Regions from separate parts of the Homo sapiens genome. Here all the other regions are linked to region 1. A link is a loop called in an ENCODE intact Hi-C map of the cell type or tissue named here. Cell type or tissue: mammary epithelial cell. All regions are shown on one strand. Region 1 overlaps CNTN3 (contactin 3). Region 2 overlaps LOC105377167 (a long non-coding RNA gene). Region 3 has its middle 210 kb from the start of MIR4444-2. Region 4 has its middle 15 kb from the start of CNTN3.

Region 1 (8,000 bases):
GTCTTCATGACTTTTATGTGATTAAATAAATTCATGCTAATATTTTGCATGGGTCAATTGCATTTGGGGTGACAAAAGCACTTTCATACTTCAGTCTTTATCTTTTAAAAACTAATTCATGGGGCAAAGTCTGATCAGATAGGTATTATTATCTCCATATTTTATAGAGGAATAATTGAGAGGTACAGATGGCAAAGTGATTTGTAAAGTCTTACAACTAGTTAGCAGCATACCAAACCAAACATCATTCTTCTAAGCCCCACAGTAGCATTTTCCAACAATGCTCTTTTGAATCACATGCCACTCCTCTCCAACAAAATAATTTTTAAAATGTATTTTTCATCCTTGGGGACTTAAATCAGCATTTCAAATTGATACTGGTTAAGTCTTCCAAATAATGCTATTATAATGGGAAAATAGCATTTGAATTAAATGAAAGAGTTTTTCAATGTAAAAAGAAATTCTCATGCGTGTGTGTGTACATGTGAGAGTGTGTGAGTCTTTATCCATAGGCAGTGCTTAAACTCATAGTTTAAGAACATTTATATCAAAAGTCTGAAGTATGTAATATGTAAATTCCTTTGGTTTATCAAGTTAATATTAAGGCATTTCAGATTCCCCTAAAAGGATTTACTGTTTTTTTAATTATATTCATATTTACCTATAATGAAGTAGAAAGTTAAAAATAAGAGTTGAAAAAAACATGCATAATCACTGCATTTCATGAAAGCACTTTTTTTGGTAACCAAATAACTTTCCAATAAATAATAAAAAGGAGTTAATATCACCACAGGACATATACAATTAAGAACAGTACTATAGGCATATAACTTGACATAGGGTGGACATTCGAGATGGCTGAAGTGGATCCTCTTGCATCCATACCTGTCAAAGTTGATGAAGAGCTCATTAATAAGGATTGTACCAATATGTAATCAGGGTGCTAGAGACTGGATATTTGTGGTGTTCCCCCCAAATTCTTTGTTGAAATCCTAACCCTCAATGTCAGAGTATTAGGAGGTGAGGGACTTCGAGAGGTGACACTGAATCTGCCAGCAATTTGACCTTGGGCTTCTCAGACTCCCCTCCAAAACTGTGAGAATTAAGTTTCTGTTGTTTATAAGCCACCTGTCTAGGTAGTTTTGTTAGAGAAGCCAAAAAGGACTAAGACACAGAGCAAAGGCAATACCTCTCCTATCAAAACCAAATCACTACGTGAACCTATCCTGGAACCACCACAAGTTGTTATTAGCCTTCATTTTATTTATCAATGCAGCATATACTAGTTGCCAAGAGTATCTATAAAAACAGTAATGTGTTTAAGTTTTCTTAAATGATACCAGGCTTTGTTCATCTACTATTATTTAACTTTAATTGAAATGGGAAAAACAACTTAATCATTTTGAAAACAATTATACTTGATTACAAACAACTTTGAGATAATTCAATGGTTTAATTAAGAATGCTTCATTGGGTAAGGGTTTGAAGGGTCTGTGCTTGTTTCTATTTTATGCATTTCCAGATAAATTATTACACATAATATAAAACATAATCTTTTTAAAAGGCAATAAATAAAAGCTTCGTTTTCATAGAGATGGCCCTGTGTGGTCACTTGCAAGCTCAGCAAGACAGCAGATGTCAGATGAAAAGGCTACTCTTGACTCAGCAGCCCTAAAATGCTAAAATAACATCTGTCCCTGCAAAAGCCTAGAACATATTTCTTTTAAAATTGCCACTTTGCCCATATTGTAATGTTAACTCCATGCCTTGCACCATTCAGGGAACAAGAAGCACATATTCATTATTTCAAAACCTAAATTAACAACAATAATAAACTAAATTTAATTTCTACTTTTGCTCTATTGAAGTGCATACAGTTTTAGAGAGTTCTGTAGTCCAAGATGGGTTCTGCAGACTTTTACTTTGCAGAACTTAGTTCTGCAATAAGTAGTTCCTGTTTTCTTAGTGTAGCTTTGTTTGTTTTAGTCTAAGTATGGCAGCCTTTATGGTTTTACAGAAAGACAGAATTTCTCTAAGTTTTCTATTTCCGTTTCTCTTCAGTTACTAATGTCTGCCATTTTGTTTTCCAAGATTAAAGACAAAAGTTTCAGTCCTGATTACCCATGCTAAATGAATGGAAACAGGGAACAAAGTCATGTCACTAAGAACTATAGAATAGCATATGAAGTCAAAATGGACTCTACAATAGTTAAACTGAGGCCAGAAAACTCCAGACCTGGGATTTAAGAGTGAGGATAAAATTTATTCTAGCATTGGCAGTTGATAAAATACGCAAACCAAAGTCTGTTTCCAACTCTAAACATATAATTTCTATAGTAAAATAGGTTTTACTTGGATTTGGAGAGGAAAAATTCGTATGAACCTCCTTGGAAACTAGGAGAAGAATTTTTAAGGAGTCTTTTAGTTTGGCACAGGTAAGTGGTTTAGGACTTTGACAATGTTAATCATTCTATTTAAAGAATTGATAAGATTTATCTATAATTTGTAGGAGGCAAATAACTAGACTATTAAAGATCTAAAAGAAATGATTAGGGAATTCTGCTTTTATAGGAGATCCAAAGGCAAATTTAAGTAAAACTCAGAATAAGGAAAAAAAATCAAATTAATGAAGTTTTGCTAAATATTTTTTGACATCTTTTCTTCACACCCTCATACTTTTCTCCCTATTTTGCACCACTCTTGAGGGGTTCCTCTTGCCCACGTCTCACCTGCCAAAACCTTACCGGCATTTGGATGTAAGCCTTGCTGGAAAGAAAGAATGGACAGAGGGATACTGATTGACTCACTATGGCGGATAGTAACACTGATGTCAATAAAGTAAATAATGGCTTCAACCAACTTACTGGTTATTCGTGGAATCCTGATCTGTTCACTACTGGTCCCATCCCCTCCATCTGTTGTGGCCTTGACTTCAATAATGTAGTCCTCTTTAATGGGCAGCACAAGTTCAGCTGAAGTTTTATTTGTGTTCAGTACTTGTACGTTATTTTGACTGCTAGTCCTATAGAAAACCTAAAATGCATGAACAAATACACTTACTTGTTATATTGCCCATTTTTGTTTTCTTCATAGAATTTGTCTCTCTGAAATTAACTAATTTTGTCCTTCTATATCCACTAGAATGTAAGTTTCATTCATGACTCTAATTGTAAGTCTTAGATTAGAGGTTAGCACATGGCAGAATCATCAGGTTCTCAAAATCAGGGAGGCTTGGGAAGAGTGAACTTCTCCCGTGGAAAAGCCCAGCTGGGCTGCGTATTTATGAGGCTGGAGAGATAAGGCAGGGCCATAGTGTATGGACCTTGAATGCCTGGCCATGGAATCAGAGCCAATAGTTTTATTTATTTATTTTTAAGTAGTATATAGGTCAGCATCAATAGTAGCAAACTAACACACAATTTGGAGACATTGTGTCCAAAATTCCCACTTGAGCAGAATTCTTTCACTTGAAACCATATTTAAGAAGCTATTTTGAAAAATTACCCATTTTATGGAAAGCTTGGTATCTTTGTCAAAATTAGATTACAGAAACCATATCAATATATAGAAAAATTCACTTATACCTAGCTTCTCTTGAAAAGTACTGCCAAAATTACGAAAATGAAGCATTGCAAATGAGAAAACTTACTTTATATCCTGTTACTTCTGACTCATTCTCCATGGCTTTAACTTGCTCCCAATTAAGTAACACTTTAGTGTCTGTGGCATTCCAAACAACATTTCCTGGTGGCTGACTGGGAGCTTGAAATGCAAAATGAGAAATTTTAAAACAGATCGAAGTACAAGTGATATTTTACACGGAGGAGATGGCGGCTATCATAGGAAGCTAGTGGAAGTAGAACGGGATGCCTTTGGTAATGCTTGGTGTAATAGATGAAATCAGAAAAAAATAACAGAGTATATAAATTTCCTTTTTTTAGAAAGGCATTTCATTCATACACCAAACCCCCGTGACACGTAATTTATTCATGTAACAAACCTGCACATGTACCCCGAATCTAAAATAAAAGTCCCAAAAAAGGCATTTCAATTAATGTGTAAGATAATTCATTTTATCATGCTCATCATACACTTTAGAGCATTTCACACTTACTGTGTCTCGTTGAAAACACGTCGATGGGGGGGATAAGGAAATTCCTCTATCTACCACTAGAGGGCTGCTTGTTCCTAAACCAAGAAAGGAAGGCGGCGGGACTTATTTTGACGCATACAGAGGCTGGAAGAAATTGCCAAATGGACAGATTAAAGTTCTGTGAAATGAAGTGTATATGATTTTGGAGCCAGCCTTGTATGATAAGATGGGCAAAATGTGAGGCAATCAAAAATAAGAATTACTTAGATTTATTCCCATGGAGTAATAGCTATACACATGAAAAATTGCAAGAGAGTCTATATTTTAAAAGTCTTCGTTTTCCAGGCTTAAATCAATTTTTGAGAAAAATAAGGCAAAACGCTAAAAAGTTAATGAGGATTCCATTAGAGGATTAATGAAACTCTCTGCGGTTTCTAAACTTAGATTCATAATTTAGTTCCTTTTCGTGAACGCTGGACTGTAAACTAATGCTAAGGGGTGAGGGTGTTGAGGGATGGCCGATAGTATTTGTCAATAGCAACACAGATAGGGCACTGGAAAAATCAGTTTCTTGTCAATAACAACAACAAACATAATATTATTCATTCAACAACAGCATCACAATTGCCCTCAGTGTTATATTTGTAGATTTAACCACAGAATGTGATTTGGCTAACTGAATTTGTAATGGAAAAATGATATAAAACATTAGCTATCCAGAGAAATTTCTAAACATCATTGACTCATGCCATAGGGGAAATACAGCTGAACTTACAGATAGGAAGAACTCAAATACATTTATGAGTCTAATGACACCAAACGAGATTGTATTCCCTGTGGATTTCTTTTGCTTTTTGTCTCTTTTAACACTATTCTATGTTGCCTTTAAAATTCTGTGATGTGAGTATTCACAATGAGTTTAGGTCAGCTAAGATTGTCTGAGCTGCTGTGCTCTGCTAATAACAACAAAAAAATTATAGCAGCTGCTTAGGGTTGAAATACTAATGACCATGTTCTGGTTACTCAAATAATATGAATGTACAATTTTTAGGACAATTTCCCAAAGCCAGTGATACCCTGTGGCCTGACAGCACTATAAAAGGACAGGTTTGGTTTGATGCAGCTGAGCTATACTACAGCATGGTTTGTTCTAACAAAAGGTGTGTGTTTGGAGGTTACAAAAAGTTTGAGTAATTTTGGTTAAATCACCTATACCAACATCAGCCTTCAGGGAGAAATGACTGCAAATAGAACACTGGGGTTTATCTTGTATGAGTCACAACATACGTGGGCTGAATGAGTTCAGCCTGAAATGAATACTTTTTGAAATGACAAAAAGAAAAAAAAAAAACAAAAAAAAAGGAAAACAAAAAAGAAATAATAGGGTCTAACTTTGTTCTTTTTGAATCATATTACTGTTTTCTAAACGTCAGTCATGTATCATTTTTGTCATGTTTTGCTATTTAAAAAAATAACTTGGTTTAAGAAAAATTAAACATCTATTTTACCTTCATCTCAATAATATTCACACAATAATTAGCTTGATGTGCTAGTTACATTTTTGGGCACTCTCTAAAATAAATGAATTTAATGCCTTATATAAACATTCTAAATTTTTATAATGTTCGCGAACTACCTTAAGATCATCTCTTACCACCACTGGTAAGAATGACAATATTTGGGAAATTTTGGACCAGAGAAACTTTCACCCATGTTCAAAATGCTATTATTAGTAACTAATACTTAGTACACGTCTATAATATGTTAGGGATTACAGAATGTGCTTTAATATAATTTACTTAATCCTCATTATATTGCATTGTAATAAAGCCCATTTCTGTACATACATAATCTGGACCCAGAGAGTTAAAATTTAAAAAGATTGTATAAGCATGTTCATGACAGCATTATTCAAAAGATGGGTGGATGAACAAAATGGGGCATTTACCTATAATGAAATATTATTCAGCCTTAAAAACATAAAATTTGGACACATGCTATAACATGGATGAACCTTGTGGACATTATGCTAAGTGAAATAAGCCAGACACCCAAAGACAAATACTTTATAATTCTACTTATTTGAGATATTCAGAATAGTCAAAAATTCACAGAGACAGAAAATAAAATGCTGGTTGCCAGAGGCTGGTGGAAGGGGAAATGGAGAATTGCTTAATGAGTACAAAGTTCCAGTTCTGCAAGATGAAAAGGGTTCTAGAGATCTATTGCACAGAAATGTAAAAGACTTAACACTACAGAACTGTATGTTTTTAAATGTTTAGTATGTTAAATTTTATGTTATGTGTACTTTACTACAATGAAAGGTTTAAAAAAGCTTGCTAAGATACATGACTAGTGAGAAGTATTATGTGGATTCAAACCAGCTCTGTTTAAGTCCTCTGCACCTTGAGAGGATTATGCTTCTCTGCCTAGCTCTCACTGATGTTGGCGTTGGCTATGGGACTTGTGGTTCCCTGCCTGTAAATAGGCATAATTCTCCTTCTCATTGGCATCCCATAGATATGGGACTTCACCATAGGACTTGCCTCAACCAATGGAATGTGGGCCAAAGGGAAATAGGCCACCCCCAAGTGGCAGCCATAAAAGTCATTGAAGAGTATGGTTTGCTTTCCTCTCTTTTCTCTTTGCCATGAGATTGCCAAGTCCCAGAGATTGGCTGCTCCATTATTCTGGGTTCAGGAGTGGAGACAGAATGGGAGACAGAATGGATCAGATCTGAATCTCACTCATGATGAACATATAGTATGAGTTGAAGAAAAAAAAGTATAGTTTTAGGCCACTGAGGTTTGGGGATTTGAGGTGCCTCAGCCTGGACTAGCCTAATCTGACATAGCTATTAACCAGTAGTTTAGATAGCTCTGAAGCAACACAATGAACTTTTGTAAAAGTATGGAGTCAAGTAGTGAATTAGGAATGAGCAGGGGATAGTTGATAGTGTAACTTCTAGGACTTCTAATTTTACTTTTTGTATTTGAACCTGTGTGGAAGTGCAACCCAGAATAGGATGATTGAGTTCCAAAATTTACTGGACCTAAACTGGTAAGTAGTCTACATTTTGAAATTTTTTGGAAATCGTTTGTCAACGTTCATATCCTATAGGTTTTTCCTGTCAACCTCTACTGTTGGCAGAATGCTAAATTAGAAAAAACTGGTAAAAAACTAATCCTAGTAAAATGATGACATATCACTAGATTTATATCACAACACTAATTGACAGGATACACATAATCATTTCAGTAATTTTAAGTGTTACATAAAGAAATAACTTTCTCTCGAGAGGTTTTTATTATTGTTGTTCCTTAAGCATCCATCATGATCCTCTGTGCACTTGATTTTCAGACTCCTCAACATCAGCTTCATAGATTTTACTTACTCTGCAGATACTTGCCTGAAAACAAGTGATTACTATCATATAACCATGATTAGATGAAACTGGGAAGGTGGGAATATAAGACATGTCTATCCACAGGAAAATGGCTAAATAAATTGTGGCGTTCATCACAATGGAATATCATCCACGGGCAGTTACGATACAGTATACAGGTAACAAAATACACAGCATAACCTCCACTGTATAAGAGAAACTTTTCATAGAACAGAAGTCTGGAAGGAAAGACAAATGATATTAATTATGGTATTTCTGAGTGATAGGATTATGAGTGAATTTTATTTTTTCTCTATAGACTTTTTCCCCCAAATTTTCTAAAATAAATGTTTTCCTTTATATAATACAAAGTAGAGGTTGTTAAAGAATATTATTGCCTGGAGCTTTCAATGGTGATGTCTCATAGTGGTAACAGTGAAGCTGGCATTTACTTTCAAAATATGAAATTTTAAGAACATATGTTTGCTGTGATTAATTATACAAAACTCAGTATGTTTCTCA
Region 2 (8,000 bases), 620 kb after region 1:
TAATATTAGAGGAAATTGTTAGGGCTTTGAATTTATCTTAAACATACAAATTCAGTTATTTTGATTTCAAGAATTATTTTCCCCTTTTCATGTTCACTAAAAATAATCTTAGTTGTGGGAAAGAGATTTAGAAAAAAAAATGAGAGTGACTAAATCCCTTTTTAATACTCTGCAGAATTTACAGCATATGATAAAACTGTTTTTCTTTTCTGAACAGAAAAAGTGTGGCTAATGTAGAAGCCTCTTACCATTTGATTTGCTCAAATGCCTTCTGTATTTGTATTTTTTCCTTTATAAAAAATAAAGAAGAAAATCTCAGGGAAAAGCTCTTTCCTAGGACATTATTTTGGAGATTGGTTTCTTTCTCTGGGGGAGTAAAACCTCATTGCCATCTTTCACAGGATAATTTTTTGGAATATAAGCAGGAGATTCTAAATTTATTGTCTTGTGCTTTGTTTGGCTTTAGATTAAAAAAAAAACCCAAACGTTTGTTGATGTAAACTGAAAATAAATTTGGAATGAGCTGTGTGCACTTGGAAATGAGAAGGTGAGTTTGCCAGTTATGAATTGCATATGTATATATGTGTGTGTGTAGTATATGGATATGCATAATATGTAAGTATTTATGTTTGGTAGTATGTATATGTTGGAAGTACATGTTAAATTATTTAAATAGAAGGGTTTTGGACAGACAAGGGAATTATTAAGGACAAATGAGAATTTTTAAATTTACTTTGGGATTTTGAGAGAAAAATACTTTCTCAGGATAGTTTGGCATACTGAAAAGAGTTTATATTTAAAAAAACTTTGTTGATATAAACTGAAAATAAATTTAGAATGAGTTGCACTTGTAAATGAGAAGGTGAGTTTGCCATTTATAAATTGCAAATGTACATGTGTATGTGTTGCATATGAATATGCGTAAGTATGTATATATTTATGTTTGGTAATATGTATATTAATGTTGGAGGCAGGTGTTGTTAAGTTATTTAAAGAGAAGGCATTTTAGACAGACAGATGAGGAGGTTATGAAGGGCAAATGAGAATTTTTAAAATGTACTTTGGGATTTTGAGAGAAAAAGATTTTCTCAGAATAGTTTGGCACAGTCAGAAGGATTTGTATATATAATTTTAAGCTTGTGAGTTTCTTTTACATACTTTCTGTCTAAAAGCAATACTGTATAAAATGGACAAAAAATGTAAAGTCAAGTAAGCCTGGTTGTGGGTTGAAACTCAAAAGTGCATTATATCCAAGAAAACAAATAACGACCAGCTTAAAGCCAGGGTCTTTCTTTCTTTCTTTCTTTCTCTTTCTTTCTTTCTTTCTTTCTTTCTTTCTTTCTTTTTTTTTTTTTGTTAATGGATTTGTCAAGGGCAAAGATTGTTTAGGTTTTGCCCTGTGACTGTCTCACTATATACAACGTGAGAATAATGTAAAACTCTATGGATGAAAGATGGAAGAAATAAGTAGTGAAAGATAATGCTATCTGGAAAAGAAATTTATTATATTAGGCAGTTTGTGATTTTACAGTGTTTTAGAGGTTTACCTTCCATGGTAAGGATGCCAGCTCAGAAGGAAACTTATCATTCACTCTTGTATTTTCATCCTGGAAGAAAATTTTATGTAAGTAATAATACTAGGTGATATGACACAATATTATTCTACTTGAAAAGCAAAGCTAGGAAGGAAAAGTTTTGGCTTTCTTTTATAGGACTGTGTCATTTGTTCAATGGCAAATTAATATAAGCCTTTTTCTTGGAAGATTGGGGCAAGTACTTCTAAGATGGAAATGCTGGGACTTTTAAACACTGCTAATATTGTAGTGCTAAATCTATCATTTTCTGCCTAAATAGACAAAATATTGCACTAAACAATACAGCGAACTCCTTTTAAAGCTGAAATTGTTATGTGAATTGTTAACTAGAATATGATCATTTCTGAGTGATGTTTCATACCTTTATAAATGTCTTTCATCCTTCATTTACTCATCAGTGCTTTTCAATTCTCACTAAATAAGAATTATTTAAAGATTAAGCAACGTACGCAGTTGCTTTTAAATTATCTTAACATTATACAATCTTTGCCACTCTTACCATTGGAAGGCCATAAAATAATTTGAATAGAATATGTGACCAACTAAAATGAAGATGATTTTATTATTCATGAAACTTTAACATGAATAGTTTAGAGCCTGAATTTCTCCATTATATTAAATTATGGTGCAACATAAAACTGTCAGACTAGGTTGTAGACTCATAGTCCCCATGGAGTTTCCTTATGTTTTCCTTTAAGATTTCCTTCCTCTAATACCTATAAATTCAACTTTTGGTTCATGTCTTTCTTCTGATATCCCAAAGCCTTATTCACTGACTTTTTCCTTTCTTTTCGGTTTGATGTTATTTTAGAAATAACATTTTTTATAACAACATAAAAATTCAGTAGTGACTAATATGCTAAGTTGATAAACCCTTAAGAGTTAGAATAGATTTTTGGGATAAACCCTTGTGCAAATGTCTCCCAAGACTACTCTACTTGTGGTCTTTTCAAAGGAGATTTTCCTCTATTCCAGAACTCAGGGAAATGTGACACCTAAATTCCTCCAAAGTAGATCTGCTGCTGTGAAGAATGGTAGTCATGTGCACTGGCCTTGGGATGAGACAGAATTGTAATCTGTCTCTTTCTCGCTAAAGGATCTGGAACATACCTCTGAGTCTTGGCTTTCTCATCTGCATAATGAGGCTAATTGCACCTCACCAACACAGTTGTTGTGAGGACTACATAATGTCATTCATGAAAAGCACCTAACATGGTCCCCAATACACAGTAATCTTAAGATTTTTATTGTAACTGGATCTGCAGGCTCTTGAACTCAAAAGATCACATCCTTCTTTCCTCTGTTGGACCTAGAATTATAGACTAGAACCCTAGAAGGGTTTTCTGAAGGGTTATCATAGTTATAGTATTTCAGGTTGGTTCCTTGGTCCCTGTATGGAGGGAAAAACAGTAGTTGCCTGCTTCCTAATCTTGTCACTTGAGGGGCTAAAAGCAAGAGCCCCTTATACCATATACTAATAAGAAGGCCACATACCATAGTTCTAAATATTTAAAAGTTATAAAGTAAAGCTAATAAAATTTCCTGTGTAATGTTCTGTGCTCTTAGCTTAATAAATATTCCTTCATAATGACTTAGAATGCCACATTCAAATTTTAAATGCTCCTTGAATTCCTTGAAAACTCCTTGAAGTCCCATGATGAAACATGGGTGGCTGCAGGCCATGTTTAGATTCATATTATAAAGTATTTATATTAAAGTTTCATGAATAATAAAATCATCCTCATTTTAGCTGTTCACACATTCTATTCAAATTATTTCATGGCTTTCCAATGGTAAGAGTGGCAAGGATTGTATGATATTAAGATAATTTAAAATATCTCTTTTTCTCTCAAGCTCTGTCCTGCACCATGAAGGGCTTTGTGTGCATCCATGGGTTGCTTCTGCATGCAGAATGAGACTGGAACAAAAAAGAACCATTTAAAACACAGGATCCAGGGTAAGGGCTATTTCTGTCTGGCTCTGAAGGGCTGTTGCTGTTATTCTTGGGTGCCACCACACCCAAGGCTGACAGCAACTTGTCTCTCTTTAAAACAGTGATTCAGGATTTTAAATTGAAGATTGATCATACAAGCTGGAAGACGTCCCATGACACTTTATTTGAAATTGGAACATCAGAATTTGGTTGGGTCTATCTTTTACTAACTCTGTACCATGAAAAAATTATTTAATATTTCTGAACTGTGTAAAGAATAAAATTAGATTATGAATTCAATCTGTTGCTGCATAATCAATTACCTCCAATCTTAGCAGCTTCAAACAACAAACATAAATAAACTTAGTTTCTGCAGCTCAGGAATTCAGGAGTTTAGCTAGATGGTTCTGGCTTGGAGTCTTCCATGAGGTTGCCATCTAGAGGTCAGCCAAGGCTGCAGTCATTTGAAGGTTTGACTGGGGCTTGAGAATTCACTCTCATGGCTAGTCACATGTTCACTTCTGTGTTGGCTGTTGGCAGGAATTTTCAGAACCTTGCCATGTGGGTCTCTCCATATGGCTGCTTAAGCATCCTCATGACACGTCAGCTGGTCTCCCCAGTGGGAGTGATCGAAGAGACAGAAGCAAGAATGTCTTCAATGACCTACCCTTGTAAGTCACATACCTCACTTTCACCTAATCCTCAAAAGGAGAGAGTTAGACTCCACCTTTTGGAGGCAAGAATGTCAAAGAATTTGTGGACATATTTCAAAACCATCACTGGATCATATATGTGAAAATAAACACTTACAAAAAATAAAGTGCTATAAATGGGATACATTCAGATAAGGAACCCTTCTTTCAATGCCATCCCAGAATTCCCTCAGCTTAATTCTCCCAGAAGCTTCAAGACCTTCTAAAATTGTTTGGGCTTGGTCTTTATAGTCTGGAGGCACCAAAAGCCTGAGATTTGTATAGATTAAGGAAGAATCAGAATCTAAGAGACATTAAATGACTAGCCAAAGATCACACTGCTAGTTGGTGGAAGTCCGAGGAGTTTGTCCTAAGTGTGCCTAACTTCAAATCCCCTCATCTTAATCATTGTGTCACATCATGTCATAAAAATGGATGAAAGAAGAAAGAAGACACAAACACCCAGTATTATTTTAGGACAATTTCATGGCATTAAGTGTGGATTTTCGTTTTAGCTAACATTTTCATGAAGGAAAATCTTTGAGGATGTTCTCTCCATTAAAAAAAGAAGGAAAAAAACTCAAGATAATTATAGATTTACATGCAGTTGTAAAAGTTAGTAATGTAAAGAGAAGGCTTGTACACTTTGCCTAATTTCCCCAGTGGTAACTTTTTTAGAGCTATAGTATGATATCACAACCAGGATATTGACATCAGTCAATCCACTGATCTTATTCAGTTTTCCTAAGTTTACTCTTTAATGTGTGTGTGAAGTTCTACACAATTTTATTACTCGTATAAGTTCGTGTATCATCACCCTGGTTAAAATACTGAGGGGTTCCAGTGCCACAAGGATCCCTCCTATTCTTTTTGAGCCACACCCATTCCCCTTCTTCCCCAATTTCTCCACCTCCCTTTCTAACTATCTGCCACTAGTCTGTCCTCCATTTCTAAAATTTTGTCATTTCAAAAATTTAATATAAGTGGAATTATGTAGTATACAACAATTTGGAGTTTTGTTTTTGCTCAACATGATTTCCTAAAGATTCATTCAAGTAGTTCTGTATATCGATAGTGTATTTCTTTTTATTGCTGAGTAGTATTACAATTTTGTTTAACCATTCAACTCTTTTTTGTTAGTTTCTTTTTGTTTTTGAGATGGAGTCTGTTGCCCAGGCTGGAATGCAGCAGCGCGATCTCTGCTCACAGCAACCTCTGCCTCCTGTGTTCAAGCTATTCTCCAGCCTCAGCCTCCTGAGTAGCTGAGATTACAGGCGTGAGCCACAGCGCCCACCCTAGCCATTCAACTCTGAAGCACATCTGGGTTGATACCAGTTTTGGGCTGTTACAATAAAACTTCTATGAACATTCACGCACAAATTTTTGTGGGAACATACGTTTTCATTTCTCTAGGATAGATGTACAGGAATAAAATTCTGGGTCATATGGTAGTTGCATGTTTAAATATTTAAGAAACTGCTAAACTGCTTTCCAGAGTGTCTGTACCATTTCACAGTCCTAAAAGCGATGTATGAATGATCCAGTTTCACCATTTCCTCATCAGCATTTGGTGTTGTAATTCTCATTTTAATAATGCTTATAGATGTGTGGTGATATCTCATTATGGTGTTCATTTGTATTTCTCTAATGACCAATAAATATTTAACATATTTCCATGTGCCTGCTTTTTTGCCATTTTATATCCTCTTTGGTCTATAATGCCTTTTGTCCATTTTCTAATTAAATATTTATGTATTGTTGAGTTTTCAGAGTTCTTTATATATTCTAGATATTATTCCTTTGTCAGCTATGTGGTTTTAAAATATTTATTTCTATCTTGTAGCTTGTAATTTCATTTTCCTCACGTGGACTTTCACAAAGCAAGTGTTTTTATTTTTGATAAAATCAGATTTGTCAAGTTTTCCTTCTGTGGATCATGATTTTGTTGTCAAGTCCAATAACTGTCTGCCTAGCTCCAGATCCCAAAGTTTGCTCCTGTGTTTTTATTTCTAAAAGTTTTCAGATTTTGTTTCACATTTAAGTCTATGACCCATTTTGAGTTCATTTTTGTATAAATTGTGTCACTGAACTCAAAGGGTTTTTTTGGTATGGATTTCTTTTGTGTTTGTGTTTTGCTTGTTTGTCTTACTGTTCTATGTTCTACCACCATTTGTTAAAGTGGCTAACCTTTCTCTGTGTTGATTTTTGCACTTTGTAAAAAATCAGCCAAGCCTTTTTTTTGGGGGTGTCTATTTCTCATCCTCTATGCTGTACCATTGCCTATGTGCCTGTCTTTTTTTTTAAATTTTTTAATTTTTTTTATTTCGCAGGGGGTAACGGAGTCTCGCTCCTTTGCCAGGATGGAGTGCAGTGGCACTATCTCGGCTAACTGCAACCTCTGCCTCCCAGGTTCAAGCGATTCTTCTGCCTCAGCCCCCTGAGTAGCTGAGACTACAGGCATGCACCACCATGCCTTGCTAATTTTTGTATTTTTAGTAGAGACAGGGTTTCACCATGTTGGCCAGGATGGTCTTGATCTCTTGGCCTCATGATCTGCCCACTTCAGCCTCCCAAAGTGCTGGGTTTACAGGCATGAGCTACCTAGCCCGGCTCCCTATGTGCCTATCCTTTGGCTAATACTACACTGTTTTGATTACTGTGGCTATATAGTAAGCATTAATCTATATTCTTTGTCTAGATGGTTTTAGCTATTCTAGGACCAATGACATCCATAAAAATTTTAGAATAAGCTTGTTTATGTGTACAAAAACCTTGCTGGGATTTTGATCAAAGTTGGATTAAATTAATAGATCAATCTGGGGTAAACTAACATCTTTTTTTTTTTTTAGATGGAGTTTCACTTTTGTGGCCCAGGCAGGAGTGCAATGGGACGATCTCGGCTCACTGGAACCTCCACCTCCCAGGTTCAAGTGATTCTCCTATCTCAGCCTCCTGAGTAACTGGGATTACAGGCATGTGCCACCACACCCAACTAATTTTTGTATTTTTAGTACAGATGGGGTTTCACCGTATTGGCCAGGATGGTCTCAATCTCTTGACCTTGTGATCTACCTGCCTCAGCCTCCCAAAGTGCTGGGATTACAGGTGTGAGCCACCACACCTGGCCTAACATCATTATTATGTTGAGTCTGCCAATCCATGAACATAGTATGTCTCTTTATTTTTTTAGATCTTCTTCAATTTCTTTCATTAGCATTTTTTAATTTTTGGCATACAGATCCAATATATGTTTTCTGAGCTTATAACTAAGTATTTTATTTTTTGGAAGTGATGCAACTGATATTGTTTCAATTTTATTTTCTGCATGTCATTGTTGGTATATAGAAATGAGATTAAGTTTGTGCATTAATCTTGTGTCTTGTGACCTTGCTGAACTCACTTAGTTTCATAAGGGTTTTTGTTGTTATTTTACCTTTTTGGTAGATTACTCAGGATTTTTATGTCTTTTGTAAACAGAGATAGATTTTTTGTTTACAATTTATATGCTTTCATTTATTTATCTTGCCTATTGCTCTTGCTGGAACTTCCAGCATTATGTTGAATAATAATGATAAGAGCAGACATCTTTCCCTCAATCTTAGGGAAGAAACATTCAGTCTTTCACAATTAATCATAATGTTAGGTATAGGTTTTTCATGGATGCCACTTAGAAACTTGAGTAGGTTTCCTTTTAGTCCTATTTCTCTGAGAGTTGTTATCATGAACAGGTATTGAATTTTTGAGTCAATTTATATGAAAATATGTTTTCTTCTTCAGTTT
Region 3 (8,000 bases), 730 kb after region 1:
GTGTTTAACAAATAATTTGATTCCATATTTTTCCTAGAATATTAAATGGTATTACCTTGGTCTAGAGATGCAAAAAATTTTTACTCCCAAATCGGTATTCTTTCCACTCCCACTATAAAGAGTATCTGAATTCTTATTTAAGGAAACACCTAAAAGAATATATACACACCCCATTTACACACATATATTAAACTTATTTATTATGATTTCAAGATCATATTGCTTTCATTTTAAGGTTTTTGAAAGACACATAAAGGCTAAGAACACTGTGATCTTTAAAATAAGTTCTAAAGAAGAGAGAAGAAGAGAGAAGGAGTTAAGAGGTGGGGAAAGCTTCATTGCTTTTGGTTAAGAATAAGAAAAATTTTGAAATGATTTAAGTTTGCAATATTTGGACAAATATCAAAGATTTTGTTTTGATAATATTACAAAATAAAATGTTATCAGAAATTATTGGGCATAAAATATCTACTTGTGTGAATTTCTATGAAACAGGAAATAAAATTTAGGGTCCAGGTACCCATAAAAATCTCATTGTTAAATTGCTTTTTTTTTGTGCTAAGATAGTATTTCCACATAGTTTGTACAATCTTTAAAATTGTCTTCAACAGTGAAAGCCATTTTCAAAGCAATCTTTCTTTCAATGTTTCTATGTTCTTTTCTTTTTCTTTTTTTTTTTTTTTTTTTGAGACGGAGTCTCACTCTGTCGCCCATGCTGGAGTGCAGTGGCGCCATCTCGGCTCACTGCAACCTCCGCCTCCCGGGTTCATGCCGTTCTCCTGCCTCAGCCTCCCGAGTAGCAGGTCTACAGGTGCCTGCCACCACGCCCAGCTAATTTTTGTATTTTTAGTAGAGACGGGGTTTCACCGTGTTAGCCAGGATGGTCTCGATTCCTGACCTTGAGATCCGCCCACCTGGGCCTCCCAAAGTGCTAGGATTACAGGCGTGAGCCACTGCGCCCGGCCGTTTCTGTGTTCTTTCTTTGTTCGTAAGACACTATCATTTCACTCTATGAGAGGTTCCCAAACAGTATAGTTGGTAACATCTGAAAAATGCAGATTCTTATCCCATACCAAGAAATTTTAGTTAAAGGGGTCTGTGACAGGCTGAGATGGAATAAAGAGTTCATATCAGACATTTCTAGTGGTTGGGAGGTGTTTTGTAATTCTCAATGCTATTTTATTTGTTTTAGTCAAGTTATTTCATTTATTTTAAAATTTCAAACAATATTTAAAAATGGTATGGAAGTCCCACTATCAAAATGAATGGTTACAAAAGAAAAATTATTTGGAAACACAGCACATTGAAAGGGAACAACAAGTTTTATTTATTTTTGAGCCTTCAGTTTAGTGCTGGTTACTCAATAAATGTTTGTTGAATAAATGAATAATCTGAATGAAGCTTTACCTTTTTAAAAATGAGATGACTGCTCTCCCATGAAATATAAATGCAAAAAGACACCTCTGTAGATTTTAATTTCCTTCTAGACTCCCAAACTACAACAACTGCTTTATATAGTGCAGGAATATTGCTCTTACTCACTTACTCTGACCCTGAAAATGTCTGTTACAAATAACTGAGCTCTCTAATAGTTCATAATGACCCTGTTCTCTGAGCAGAACTAATCAGTAATTTGGAATCAAATCGGCATTCTAAAAATGAGACATTGCTCACATTGATTCCTACATGGTCATCATCTTTGCATTAAAGGAGACAATTACAATATGTTAGTGTCAATCAATATTATGAATAAATTTTCAAACCATGAGGGGTGATGACTGACCTATTGTGATGTTAATTTCCTCTTCACCTCTAGTGCCAATTGTTTGCAGTGAGAAAGCTAACACTACTATGGGAAACTCATATTTCCAATTAAGGTGATAATATTTAAGGTTTTTTTGTTTTTATTTTTGCCTCCATTTGAATTATTTGCAGTAATATAAGGAGTTTTTTTACCTATAGTCTGGTTTAAAATGTTTTTAACTACAAATCAGAATCTTTGCAGTACTCATTGTGTTGACTATTCAAAAGTCTTAAAAAGGTATTTTTAAAAGATATTGAAGGCCAGGCACAGTGGTCCATGCCGGTAATCCCAGCACTTTGGGAGGCCGAGGTAGGTGGATGACGAGGTCAGGAGATCGAGACCATCCTGGCCAACACGGTGAAATAAAAATACAAAAATTAGCTGGGTGTGGTGGCACATGCCTGTAATCCTAGCTACTTGGGAGGATGTGGCAGGAGAATCACTTGAACTGGGGAGTCGGAGGTTGCAGTGAGCCGGAATCTTGCCACTGCACTCCAGCCTGGTGACAGAGAGAGACTCTGTCTCAAAAAAAAAAAAAAAAAAGATATTGATAGTTATTTTTCATAGAAGAAAATCCATGTTGGCCCATTAATAGACTGCAGAAAATGTCTGAATCTGTTAGGTCAATTATTGACAGCAAGGAGGTCAAAGCCATAACATAATTGTCATGGGGCCATTTAGCATCACTTGGAGAAAAATCTCTTGACCAGCCTGCAACTGAAGTCTTGAATCATTGACTCAAAAACCCAGTCTGCTAGTCAAATGCTGATGAGGTGAAAGAGCTTAATTGGCTTGATGCAAATTCACCATCTTAAATAATTTTTTAATATAATAAAACCTATAACTTACAGTTGGGTCAAAAAAGTGTTACCTTCATATTTGATAGACATTTTGGTTATATCTACAAATTCCAAATCACAGATATGGCCTAGGTCCTAAGATAATATTAATACACAACTTCCTAGTGAGTAAATGTAGCCATGAAATATGATCTATTAGAAATGTGCTACTAAACCCTGGGTACCTGTTTCCCTTGGGGAAATTTTTATCTCAAACACAAAGCAATTAATCTTCTTAGTCTTTCTTGATAACTCAATGATTTTCAGCTAATGGGTAATGATCTATAATTTGATATAAGTGAAAGAATAATGGTCAGGTTCATTTTCTATTCAACTCAAAAAATGATTTTTTTGTAAATCCTTACAGTGTGTCTAGGTAAGAACTAAATCAGTATGCACTCCATGTCATAGAAAACAATAAACAACACCTATTATTACCAATTGTAAAGGTACAGTCTCAGTTTTTCTCTTTTTTTTTTTTTTTTGAGACGGAGTCTCGCTCTGTCGCCCAGGCTGGAGTGCAGTGGCGGGATCTCGGCTCACTGCAAGCTCCGCCTCCCGGGTTCACGCCATTCTCCTGCCTCAGCCTCCCAAGTAGCTGGGACTACAGGCGCCCGCCACTACGCCCGGCTAATTTTTTGTATTTTTAGTAGAGACGGGGTTTCACCGTTTTAGCCGGGATGGTCTCGATCTCCTGACCTCGTGATCCGCCCGCCTCGGCCTCCCAAAGTGCTGGGATTACAGGCGTGAGCCACCGCGCCCGGCCCTCTTAAATATTTAATATTTAAATATTAAATTTTTAGTTAAATGTAATCATATTAAAAATAAATTTTAAAATAAATTCTACATTTAATGTAGAGTCACTTTATTACCTTCTATATTCAAGTATCTGATTAATTTATGTCTTTTTCAGTAATGCAAATGATTCATTATCATTTGAATGTTTAACTGCTCAAGTTTTATTGTCAGTGTACTTTTACTATGTTTTCATTAATTATTTTTTAAGAAATTTGATTAATAGTATCCTGCTAAGTTGAAATCCTAGTAGAGTGTTTTAGATTTTGAGAGCTTATCAAAATCAAACTGGAAGGAAACATTGCTTTGCACTTAATTCTGCCAGTTACCAAAATCATATCACATAGCGATCCTGACATAGATAGGAAGAAAGCAGTGGTGTGACCCATATCACAAATCACAGTCACAGTCATTTCATGAAAAATCTCTTCTTTGGGAAAATAAAAATTAACTGGGTAGATTTCTCAAGATGTTTTATTTTGTCTATGGAAAGAGGAAGATGGCAGTCAATGTATGATGTTCTTTTCAAAGGAGCTTCACCTGCAAATTCATTGACACCATATTTCTGCAATGTTTTAGAAATACACATTGTGTTGTGCTCAGCATGACTCTCTGAAAACTTTTTAGCATTCAGGATTGTAAGTGCCAGAAACTGTCTTGATTATATTTTATGAGAATATGTCAGAAATATTACTTATAAATCACCAGGTTGGAATAACCAGTACCTGAAGTTGGCCATCTTTATTTCAATAGGTGTACATATGTACTATGCATAACGCATGCTTCAGAAATTGTTACTACTCAACCTACTTACTTAGTATGAAGTTTCTTCTTTAGTATGTTATCATCCATTGTAATTCAAAATTACATAATGGATTAATTTTGAAAACAAATCTTCCCAAGGTCTAGTTTCTGGCTCAGCTTTTAAAGGCTAAGCATAATGATAATATAATACTATAATTTATGAATATTGCAAAGAGGATGGATAGTGGAAATGTAGAAAATACCATAGTACTTTGTTATAGAACCCATACAAATATAATACTTGTCAAAAATGGAAGATTTTTTTGGTACCAATTTATAGTAAGGGTAAGGAACAGTGAAGGGATGAGAAACTGTTGCAGCTAGAAAAATGATGCCAATGGAAAAATAGTATTTCAGATTCATAGTGGTGGTATTGATTCATAAAGTGATGTACTTTTTTCAATTAAGTATCAATAGAATCAAAATCAATTAGTAACAGGTATGAGAGTTCCTCTGTGAATTGAGAAATATCTTTATTCAATTTGACATATTCCAGCCATTCTTAGTCAATAGCTCCCTCTTTAGACATATGAGAGTTACTGACATTTATTTATGCCTTGGGAAATCGAATTTACAGGGGCTTTTGTATAGGCACCCATTGTGAAATCTAGCCACTCTATTAATTTTGGAACAAGAACAAAAAAATCCCTACAAATAAAAGGTTAAAAATATATTAAGTGCTAAAAGTGGAGTAAAAGATATTTTAAATAAATAAATTTGACGCTTTTGTAAAATGATTTCAGTGGCAAGAAAACACAAACAATTCAAATACCCAGCTATTGTCAACCTAGCTTATGAAGAATATATCCAACTCTGCGCTTTGGGGCTTATTTTAAAACTTGGCTATGTCATAGTTTCTTATTTGTCAGCTTTCTTTTGCCCTGCATGAGCACAACTCTACAAAGAGTCTTAATATGTGATTGGGTTAGCTTCTCTTAGACTCAGTTATTGTGGGTTTCTGTCATCAACTAGAATATTATTTATTAAAGTCTGAAGTCATTATCATGCTCAATTAACAAGGTTGCTTCTCTGCTTTCTCTTTCTTTCTTTCCCTCTGTCTCTCAAGTGGCATATTTATTTCCCCCAAATTAGAAATTTAGTAGATTCTAGTAAATTAAAAAAATTTTTAAAACAGTCACAGAACCACCAAAAGGAAGTAAAATAACAATCATTATTTATTATATCATAATACAAAATAACCTCACTTAACATTTAATATATTCCTTTTGGTCTATTTTTATATAGATGTGTATTTTTATAAAATTGAAATAAAGCTGAAAATACGGTTTTATATCTTTCCCCAAAATATAATTATTATAACAAAGCCATAAATGATATATGTATTGCATTTGTGTAACTATCTTTTAAAATTACCATTAAACATTTCTGAATAATGCCTCATCAGATGAAAATACAAAACTGATTTAGATGTTATTGCACATTTAGAATACAGCTTCAATGACTATCTTTACACCTATGTTTTTGAATGGCTTTCTGAGTATTTCCTTAGAGAGTTTCCTGGAAATGAAATGGTCGGTGAAAGGACAGGACATCTTTGAAATATTGTCAAGTAGCTTTTCAGAGTGATTGAACAAAGATTTACTTCTAAAGAGATATTCTGAGTGGAATAATTTAAAATTGATCATTTTAAGCTGGAATTTAAATTAGCAACCTCTCCACTCCATACCTACACACCACACCTCTGGATCCCCTCCCACTGTAATAAACATCTTATTTATTCTATGTTTATGAACACACTGCTTTAAAATGAGGAAAGAATACAGATCTCTTATGGAAGTATATAATAAACATCCTGGTGGCATTTAACTGAGGTGTTTCCATTTATTTAATTTGCATTTTAAAAGTATTTATTTTTTATACTTCTGAGATACATATGCAGAACATGCAGGTTTGTTACATAGATATACATATGCCATGGTGGTTTGCTACACACATCAACCTGTCATCTACATTAGATATTTCTCCTAATGCTATCCCTCCCCTAGCACCCAACCCCCTGACAGGCCCTGGTGTGTGATGTTCCCCTCCCTGTGCCCATATGCTTTCATTGTTCAACTCCCACTTGTGAGTGAGAATTTGCAGTGTTTGGTTTTCTGTTCCTGTGTTAGTTTGCTGAGAAAGATGGTTTCCAGTTTCATTCATGTCCCTGCAAAGAACATGAACTCATTCTTTTTTATCACTGTGGCGTATTCCATGGGATATATGTGCCACATTTTCTTTATCCAGTATAACACTGATGGGCATATGTGTTGGTTCCAAGTCTTTACTATTATGAATAGTGCTGCAATAAACATACCGGTGCATGTGTCTTTGTAGTAGAATGATTTACAATCCTTTGGTTATATACCCAGTAATGGGATTGCTGGGTCAAATGGTATTTCTAGTTCTAGATCCTTGAGGAATCACCACACTGTCTTCCACAATGGTTGAACTAATTTACACTCCCACCAACAGTGTAAAAGCGTTTCTATTTCTCCACATCCTCTCCAGCATCTGTTGTTTCCTGATTTTTTAATGATCACCATTCTAAATGGCGTGAGATGGTATCTCATTGTGGTTTTGATTTGCGTTTCTCTAATGACCAAGGATGATGAGCTTTTTTTCATGTTTGTTGACCGCATAAATGTCTTCCTTTAAAAAGTGTCTGTTTGTATCCTTTGCCCACTTTCTGATTTTTTTTTTAATTTGTTTATGTTCCTGGTAGATTCTGGATATTAGCCCTTTTTCAGATGGATAGATTGCAAACATTTTCTCCCATTCTGTAGGTTGCCTGTTCACTCTGGTGAGAGTTTCTTTTGCTGTACAGAAGCTCTTTAGTTTAATTAGATCCTGTTTGTCAATTTTGGCTTTTGTTGCAATGGCTTTTGGTGTTTTAGTCTTGAAGTCTTTGCCCATGCCTCTGTCCTGAATGGTATTGCCTAGATTTTCTTCAATGGTTTTTATGGTTTTAGGTCTTACATTTAAGTATTTACTCATCTTGAGTTAATTTTTGTATAAGGTGTAAAGAAGGGGTCCAGTTTCAGTTTTCTGCATATGGCTAGCCAGTTGTCCCAACACCATTTATTAAATAGGGAATCATTTCCCCACTGCTTGTTTTTATCAGGTTTGTCAAAGATCAGATGGTTGTAGAGGTGTGGTGTTATTTCTGAGGCCTCTGTTCCGTTACATTGGTCTATATATCTATTTTGGTACCAGTATCATGCTGTTTTGGTTACTGTAGCCTTGTAGTATAGTTTGAAGTCATGTAGCATGATGCCTCCAGGTTTGTTCTTTCTGCTTAGGATTGTCTTGGCTATATGGGCTCTTTTTTGGTTCCATATGAAATTTAAAGTAGTTTTTTCTAATTCTGTGAAGAAATTCACGGTAGCTTGATGGGAATACCATTGAATCTATCAATTACTTTGGGCACTATGGCCATTTTCACGATATTGATTCTTCTTATCCATGAGCTAGGAATGTTTTTCCATTTGTTTGTGTCCTCTCATATTTCCTTGAGCAGTGGTTTGTAGTTCTCCTTGAAGAGATCCTTCACATCCCTTTTAAGTGGTATTCTTAGGTATTTTATTCTCTTTGTAGCAGTTGTGAATGGAAGTTTGCTCATGCTTTTCTTCTGTTGTCTATTATTGGTGTATAGGAATGCTTGTGATTTTTGCACGTTGATTTTGTATCCTGAGACTTTGCCGAAGTTGCTTATCAGCTTAAGGAGATTTTGGGCTGAGACAATGGGGTTTTCTAAA
Region 4 (8,000 bases), 360 kb after region 1:
CTGTAATTATTCACATTGATGTCTTTCTCTTAAGGAACAATTTTTATATCATATGTTTTATAAAATGATGATAAGGTTCTTAGACACATGGCTATATTATTCAGTGATAGATCCTTTGAGAGTAAACCTGCCTTTTCCCCAATGTTGATCTACTTTTCCCACCACTCTTTTTTAAAGGATTCTTGCATTTAAAATTTAGATCATTAACTTCGAGCAAAGAATGGCAGAATCTCAAAACTGGCATACATTACAAGAAAGCAGCCTGGAGGCTACTCATACTCTTCCAAGTTTTACTACTCCCAGGTGCTGCTTTTGTTGAAAACACTCCAGCTCTACCCTGTATTTGGTACGCTGCCCTGCTTACCAAGAGTGCAAATCTATTGTAAACCTTATTCTTAATAAGGCTACCAGGATCAGAGCCAATCAAAAAAGGAATAGCCTTCATAAATATTCACACCTCACTAGAGATTTAGCTGTAACAAGTAATGAATAGTCATAGGGAATCTCATCATTGACTGAGACCCATCAATGCAAAAACAGAACCCCATTTCTAAAACCAAATTAAATGAAGTGTGTCTGTAAAAGACAGGCAAAAACTAGTATTATGAGAACATTATTTTAAGATAGAGATGTTTATATTATATCCCATGTATCATTTATTTTCTCCCCCCAATTAAATATCAATTTTAAATATAAATATCTCTTTTAAAACATATTTTTCCAAATATACCATTATTTCTTTTCTTCTACTAGAATAACCGTATTCCTATGCCACAGACAGCAATACGATGCATTCATTTTCTCTGTGTAGCACATCTGTTTGCTTACAGGACTCATGGGAGAGTAGTAGGTGATTTTTTAAATGGTTTCTGGCTTGTGGTAGAACATTTCATCCTGGAAACTGGAAAACCACTTGGTCCAACTACCTTCAATTTGAGAATAAAATATTTGGTCTTAAAACATAAAGTGGGTAGAGGCATATGGACTACAATGAGTCAGGAAGTATTCTGGACATTAAATCTGGGAGAGCGGGGGAAAATGTGTCTCTCCTTCCTTATTTCTCTCTTTACTGCTTGCTAAATAGAACTGTCAAAGCCTCCAACCTCCTGCATCTGTTGCAATATTTTGTAGATTAGACATTTGGAAAGCACTATTGTCTTTCTGAATCAGTCTTGAATGTGATCATCTCTCTATTCTGAAACCCATGCAATTAAAAAGTGTTGTATAGATATGTACGACAAACAGGACGCCTCTGGTTGTCTGACATAATTTCTCTATCCACACCTCCACCCATCTGCATTATCAAACTGTAGAAGTGACTTAGAGGACTGCTACATATTTTAGTACATACGTAAAGTAAGTCTAGAAAGAATTTCCTGATTTATCCATTTAACACTCTTATTATCCACCCATCCATCTCTCTCTCTTTTTGAAGTAAATTGTAGTTGACTTAACAGCAAATTCATTTCACAGCTTGTGACCACTTCTGTACCCTACCCAACACCTTCTATTCAAGAAACTTGCAACTGCCTTTTAAATTAAATACAAATTTCTCAGCTTTACATTCTGATTTTCTCATTTGGACTCTATCTGAGTCAGAAAGCTTTGGACAACAAACAATAAGTATTCAAAGAAAATGTATTTCTTCATAGAACTAAAAATACCAGGCCTAGCATTAGCTTCAGATACAGCTAGATTCAGAGCCTCAAATCATCTCATCAGCAGTGTCTCTCTCTTCTTTCTTGCCTCTTCTCTTCATTGTATTGAATTTAGTATTAAACATATCTTCTCCATTTGGTGACCTCTCACAGCTGCGGTCTTACATGTTCTCAGCTTCAAGTCCATGAGGAAGAGACTGCTTGTAATGTAAATATTTTCAATATAAGTTCCAGAAGGATGTCTTGATGCACTCATTGGTCTTCCTTGATTTACCCACCTATCCTTGAGCCAACCTCTGAAATTGGAGGAAGATGAATGTCATGACTGACAGACTTGAGCCGTATTCTCACCCTTAGAACTAGTCATGCAATCAACTCTACCTAAAAAATATTAACTGTGATACTCATGGGAAAAGTAAGATCCTGTAGATGAAAAGTAGGCATCCATCAGAAGCCACAGCCTACATTTCCTGTCTTGTCTTCTCAATTTTCCTCCCAACACCCTGTAATCAAGTCCTCCCTGATTTTACTTACCATGCAACCAGGGGAATGGCAGTGGAGATTCTTTGCCTAATTGGAAGTTATGAGTTTCAGTCATGTCTTAGGAAGGCATAGTCATCCTCCTAAGAGACTGCAGTTAACCATGTAAGGGCTTTCAAGAAATCTTTCTACCAGTTCTGAGCCCAAAACATAGCCTTGAAATCAAATCTCACTGTTAAAGACAGTTGTCACTGGGGAGACTGGACTTCTGTTAAGGTAGAAGCTTAATTTTGGCCTCAGAGTTTTAGTGGCGGTGGCCTCTCTGAGATGTTTAATCATATATTCAACACAGGTTTAGTCATGTATTGATCACAAAGAGCAGATAGTAAGCTAATTGTTCCAACCCCTTGGGCTTCGCATTTGAATTAAGCACCTCAGACTTTCACTGCAGTGCAGTGGTCAAACAGGAAAGTCTGAATAGTCCCCTGGTTGCCTACCCCATTGACTTATCCAAAGGCTATTTCCTAAAGTTATGATTCTGCTAAGCAGTGGATCCCCAACAGAAAATAGGATGCAAAGGCAAGTTTTTGATGTAGACGAATTTTTGGAGTCTAGCCCGTGCCTGTTTCCCACAAGTCGCAGCCACCCAGAAAAGCTGGACAAGCAGTATAGGCATTTTCTGGTGTCTTCTAGACCCTTGCTCCTCAAACTCTTGCCTGAAGACCAGTAGCATTAGCATGATTTGGGAGCTTGTTAGCAATACAATACCATAGGTTCTACTCCAAAAAATCTCTCTGATATTTATAGCTTTATGGTGATAGATCCTAGTGGATGACTGTAATGAAGAGCCAAGCTTTATAGTCAGACTTGATCATTAACCTTTTTGAACATTTTGTTTCCTTAGCTTTATAATGCGGATAATAATGATAAATACATTGCTGGCATGAGGATTACATTAATTAATGGATACAAGTATTTTGAATAGTGTATGGGACATAGTGATTCCCCAATCAACATGACTTTTTATAATATAATTATAATTATTCCTATCATCTTGTTCTTGAAATCAGAAATGAGAATGACCTGGGGGCAACTCTTCACTCAAGGCATATGCAAAGATGTAGAGCTACCCTCAAGTAAGTGAATACAGCATCTTTTCCTTCACACTTTTGAATCATTTTTTGTGAGTGTGTTTTGTTTATCCAGCAGGGAACATTTTGGTCATTCAGCATTGATCTGTTGTTTTTTTCCCCACCTTTCAGGAAACCTGTCCGATAAAATACTTTGTCCTTTGTGATATTTGTTTCGTTTGGGTCTTGGGATTGCTTTTGTTGCCTGTCCTATGCCCGCTTACCCTCTAAGAAGTTGGCCTTAGCAACACTCTCTAACTTTCGATCACATAGAATTAACCACATTATCTTTGTCTCTTTTACTACACCATTGCATTTACCAGCTTATGTGCCTGCCACATTTTCTTATTTTGTGCCCTTCAAAAGGCAAGAACTATTTTTTTTGTATCCCCAGGGCCTAGATCAAAAATTTCAGTCCATAATTCCTTTTTTTATTTTTATTTTTTTATAGAAACAGGGTCTTGCGTTATTGCTCAGGCTGATTTCAAACTCCTCACTTCAATGATCCTCCTGCCTCAGCCTCCCAAAGTGTTGGGATTACAGGTGTAAGCCACTGCATCTGTTCCATAATAACTTTTTATAATAAGAAATGGAGGGAACAATGAGTTGACTGTAAAACAAGTTCCCTGGAAGAAGAATGGATTCTGACATATTGGTTAATTATCACCATATTAATACTTGTAACAAATTGCCCCAAGACTTGGTTGCTTAAAAATAACCATCTATTCATGCTCATATGTCTGTGGTTCAGCTGGTCCTGCTGGCTTGGCTGTACAGCTGCGCTTCCCAGTGTGGGTCTGCCTGGGCTGGGCTCGGCTCCTTACCATAGATTTGGCCGTCTGTACCATATGCATTGATTATGAGGACCCAGCTGAAGTTGCAGTAGTAAACCAGGGAAACTTTTCTTATGGTGATGGCTGAGGTGCAAAACAGTAAGTTTTACCATGTAAACCTATTTCAAACCTTTGTTTGCATCATGATACTCCCATCCAGTTGGGGGGGGGCGAGTGGAAATAGCAAAATAACTAAGCCTAAAGTCAATGGGGTGGGTAAAAATACACTTTGAGCCTATGAGAAGAAGCGAAATATCTTGAGACGAAAGGCATAGATACAGGTAAAGGTGAAGAATTGTGACCAACATTTCAATCTGCCTTATCAGGGTATAAAGAGAATGTGTGAAAGAAATAACCGTCCTAGAGTTGGATGGTTTAATTTAGTCATTGCTGTTCTAGGATTTATTTGTGGTCTGTGTCCAAAATATCTAAGGAAGATTCTACTTTAAATCACATGTGAAGGTCTCTTGAAATAATGCTTGTAGAGTTGTGTTTTTACTGCATTTAAAATAAAATTGTATACATTTATTGATACAAGAATATTGCTGCGCTATGCTTACTAAATATAAGATTAGATTCTTTCATGTCTAGGTTGTCCTTATTATGATCCTGGTTTTGCAAATTCCCCAAGTGAAATTGCCTCCTCAATGATTGCTAATAATAACGACCCTCTCCTCAGAAAGGTAATGTTAATTAGCCTTCTTCCTAATAACGAATCACCCTCCATAAACAGTTACAGATTTTTTTTCTTTTGGATTTACAAATCACTGTGATTTTAATACAAGTTTTTGCAGCAGTTTCAAGGTTTACTATTTTGCACCCTCTGCTGGGGGAAAAACAAAGAGAATGACAGCAGATGTGGAGAAGTAAGTAATATGGGATATGAAGTGAAAGACTTAGATCAGAAGAGCACTTGCCTCATGAACGTCTTTCATTTTGCAATTACATTGAGAATACGTTTCTATAACTCTTCTTACATAAACAACATATTATGAAATTTAAATTCATGAACATTAACCTAAAAATATCCAAACTTACAATTTATGGAATTCAGAGATCTGAAATATTTCTTTTAAGCCTTCCCTACGGGTGGATTTGGAATATACTTAGAGTAAATTCCATTGATAAAGAACCAAAATAGCAAGAAAAGGAAATATTAAGTATCTGAAAAACTGAGGCTTAAAAGGTACTTTCCATTAAGAAAGCCACCACAAGCTAGTAAATTTCTGTTCTGAATTTCATAGAAGAGGTTGTCAACTTATGCAGTACTTGAATTATAGGGAAACAAATATCTTTTTGCTTAAAAGGTAAATTTAAATGCTGTAACCTCTTACAGTGAATTACTAATAATGCTAATGGCATTATTCACTGACATACCCTTTTATTTAAAGGTCTTCATAGAGTGGAAAAAGCAACCTAAAATTTCTTCAAGTTAGGTTTAAAACATAGCATAAATCTGAATTCCATAATGCTTTACATCAGATGGAAGAAAGTAGCTATCTCTAAAATATTCTCACACTCTTATTCATAACAAGTGAATAATTTCATCAGAGTGAAATCATCACTTGGAATGACAAACATTTTAAATGGAAGAATGTTAGTTTCAACAGACTTTGTTTCTAATTCTGTCTGCCTATACATCTACAAACATTTGTGTGGCTGTCCTAGTTTATGTTGAATGCCATGATATATTGCTGAAAGTGGTCAAACTTATCCATTTCCTACACTTTTATAATCCACAGTTTAAAGAATATTTCAGCCGACACTGCTGTCTCAGTAGCCCCTGGTGCAACACAAGCCTGATATTTTCTAATCCGAGGTTATTTTTCAGGTCATCAATTCTATTTTCAAACATCTGACAGACTCTGGTGTTCTTAATTAGAATGGTGTCACATCCATCGATCATTATCTTTATGACTTCAATTTTCTCCTCAACTTGTAACAAGTTCTGATTCAGGCTTTCATGGACCTTGTGTGTTGCTTTCTGAATCACATCTCCTAGCACTTGCTAAGCCAGTCTGACATCATTTGATAAGTAAAATAAGTATTCTCAGATGTGAAATCAAAAATAGAGTTTACCACCAAGGAAGGGACCTTGAAACCAAAGTGCAATTTCTGATGTTTCTCTTTCTCTCCTCTTCTCTGTTTCTCTCTCTCTCTCTTTTTTCTACATAATGCTACATAGTTATACCAATATTAAAAATCATATACCAATAAAACAAAATATAGATGTAAATAAAGTTACATTTCCGTATCTTTTTATTGGTAATCTTTAATGATATAGGAAACATAAATATGTGACCTTTGTAAATACAGCCCTCTTAGATAGAGCCGTAGATGACAATACAGGAGAAAGGACCACAAAGTTTAGTTAGCTGCATTTTTTCCAGGTTGATGCTATAAGATTACTTCTTATAATCTTGGCTCTCCTTTCCAATCTTTCTACCACATTTGACAATTTATACTGGTTTAGCAGACATTAGTGCCTTCAAAGTCTCTTCAAAATGTCACCCTTGTCTGTTTATTCATGTGTTATAACTTGGCTGGAGTATCTTCTTTCCTTCTCATTTCTACTTCTTCACATTAGATTAGCCCAGCCCATGTACAATAATTTACCATAAAACTGTTTTTTTCAAAAATATCATCATGCAGTGATATTTTTTTCCTAATGTTAGGACAAATCTAATTAATTATTTAACTTTTTTCAATTAATTAGTTAGTTAATTATGTCACATATTTGTCTCTTCAACACAAATTTGGGTTGAGTTGATTAACCTTTGTACTTTCAGATCTCTTTTGCAATTTTCTCCTGAGGGAGCTAAAAAAAAAAAAAAAACTCTTCCATCCAATGACACCCGTTGAGTTGATTGTCCCAATTTATTTTCTTGCCACATAGAGAAAGATCTTAAATTAGAATTTGTTTTGTCCTCATTATTAGCACTTGTCAAGCTTTTTCGTAAACATTTCTACCTTTCTCTTAGTCTGGATTCTTTCAGTTGCAAGTAATAGAAAACACAATAAGACTAGCTCAAAGAATTTATATATCCATAATGTTGCAGCCAATGATACAGGCTAGTTCTCAGAATGAAAAGGAGATCTAAGGCCTTAGATACTGAATATGAAGAGTCAGTGTTTCGTGGATTTTTTCTGTATGTGTCTGTGTCCTTCTCTGCATCTCCTCCCTACACTGGCCTTTATCTCCAGATCAGCAAAGCTCTAGGTATGTAGTGAGGATCATAGCTAACCAAACCACCAACTTAGCAACTCTGGCAATGAGCCTGTCCCTCATGGGACTAACAAAGAGTAATCCAGGAAAGGCATTTGATTGGCCCTGTTTTCATTTCTATACTCACATCTTGGATCAATCACAGCTGCTTGGGTTGAAAAATTACTGGTTTGAACCATATGTGATTCCTGTTTCTGTAGGTTCAAAATGGTCAAATACAGGCAGTTTCAGATGGTTCAACCGGAAGAGGGTCAGGCCCAAGTCACATGCTACCCGTGCCATAAGATAGTCTTCTACTATGATGTGAAGAAGGGAGTGAGAAAACTGCCAGCCAACTGAAAAAATTAGCTATTATAGTTACAATAAAATCTTTTTTTTTAAACTTAAAGCTAATAACATTGACTTTATTACATGAGGATTTGACCCATGCAACTATACCTGGATCAATATAAACCCGTTCTTTTCTAATATGAGGTTATTTTGCAGGTCATCAATTGTGTTTCTAAGAATCTATAAAGCCTTTGGGAGAACGAGGCAGGTGGATCACCTGAGGTTGGGAGTTTGAGACCAGCCTGACCAACATGGAGAAACCCCATCTCTACTAAAAACACAAAATTAGCCAGGTGTGGTGGCATGTGCCTGTAATCACAGCTACTTGGGAGGCTGAGGCAGG

The links. A loop is a pair of places that touch in the nucleus more often than their neighbours do. Peaks named below come from ENCODE experiments on the same cell type or tissue, not always from the same donor. Only the 100,000 strongest peaks of a DNase experiment are listed, where the experiment ranks them.
Region 2: a loop joins it to region 1, with 4 times the contacts of the local background. A loop is called at or near these places in 2 of 110 quality-filtered maps.
Region 3: a loop joins it to region 1, with 8 times the contacts of the local background. A loop is called at or near these places in 20 of 110 quality-filtered maps.
Region 4: a loop joins it to region 1, with 13 times the contacts of the local background. A loop is called at or near these places in 16 of 110 quality-filtered maps.

The regions. Positions count from the first base shown.
Region 1 is chr3:74,263,617-74,271,616 of GRCh38, forward strand. It overlaps CNTN3 (contactin 3), which reads right to left. Exons shown (of 23, transcript NM_020872.3): 21 at 3,650-3,762; 22 at 2,865-3,033; 23 at 1-885. The coding sequence ends at 785. Among named protein-coding and RNA genes, the nearest start is that of LINC02047, 270 kb to the left of the region's middle. In mammary epithelial cell, a CTCF peak has its summit at 4,174 (motif pointing right); a DNase peak (open chromatin) is centred at 5,315; H3K27ac peaks cover 443 bases.
Region 2 is chr3:74,879,839-74,887,838 of GRCh38, forward strand. It overlaps LOC105377167 (a long non-coding RNA gene), which reads left to right. Exons shown (of 6, transcript XR_940970.3): 4 at 467-547; 5 at 3,450-3,552; 6 at 3,651-5,898. Among named protein-coding and RNA genes, the nearest start is that of CNTN3, 270 kb to the left of the region's middle. In mammary epithelial cell, a CTCF peak has its summit at 3,971 (motif pointing left); no DNase peak of the experiment used is centred here.
Region 3 is chr3:74,996,790-75,004,789 of GRCh38, forward strand. No RefSeq gene overlaps it. Among named protein-coding and RNA genes, the nearest start is that of MIR4444-2, 210 kb to the right of the region's middle. In mammary epithelial cell, a CTCF peak has its summit at 4,762; no DNase peak of the experiment used is centred here.
Region 4 is chr3:74,625,876-74,633,875 of GRCh38, forward strand. No RefSeq gene overlaps it. Among named protein-coding and RNA genes, the nearest start is that of CNTN3, 15 kb to the left of the region's middle. In mammary epithelial cell, a CTCF peak has its summit at 4,918 (motif pointing left); no DNase peak of the experiment used is centred here; H3K27ac peaks cover 240 bases.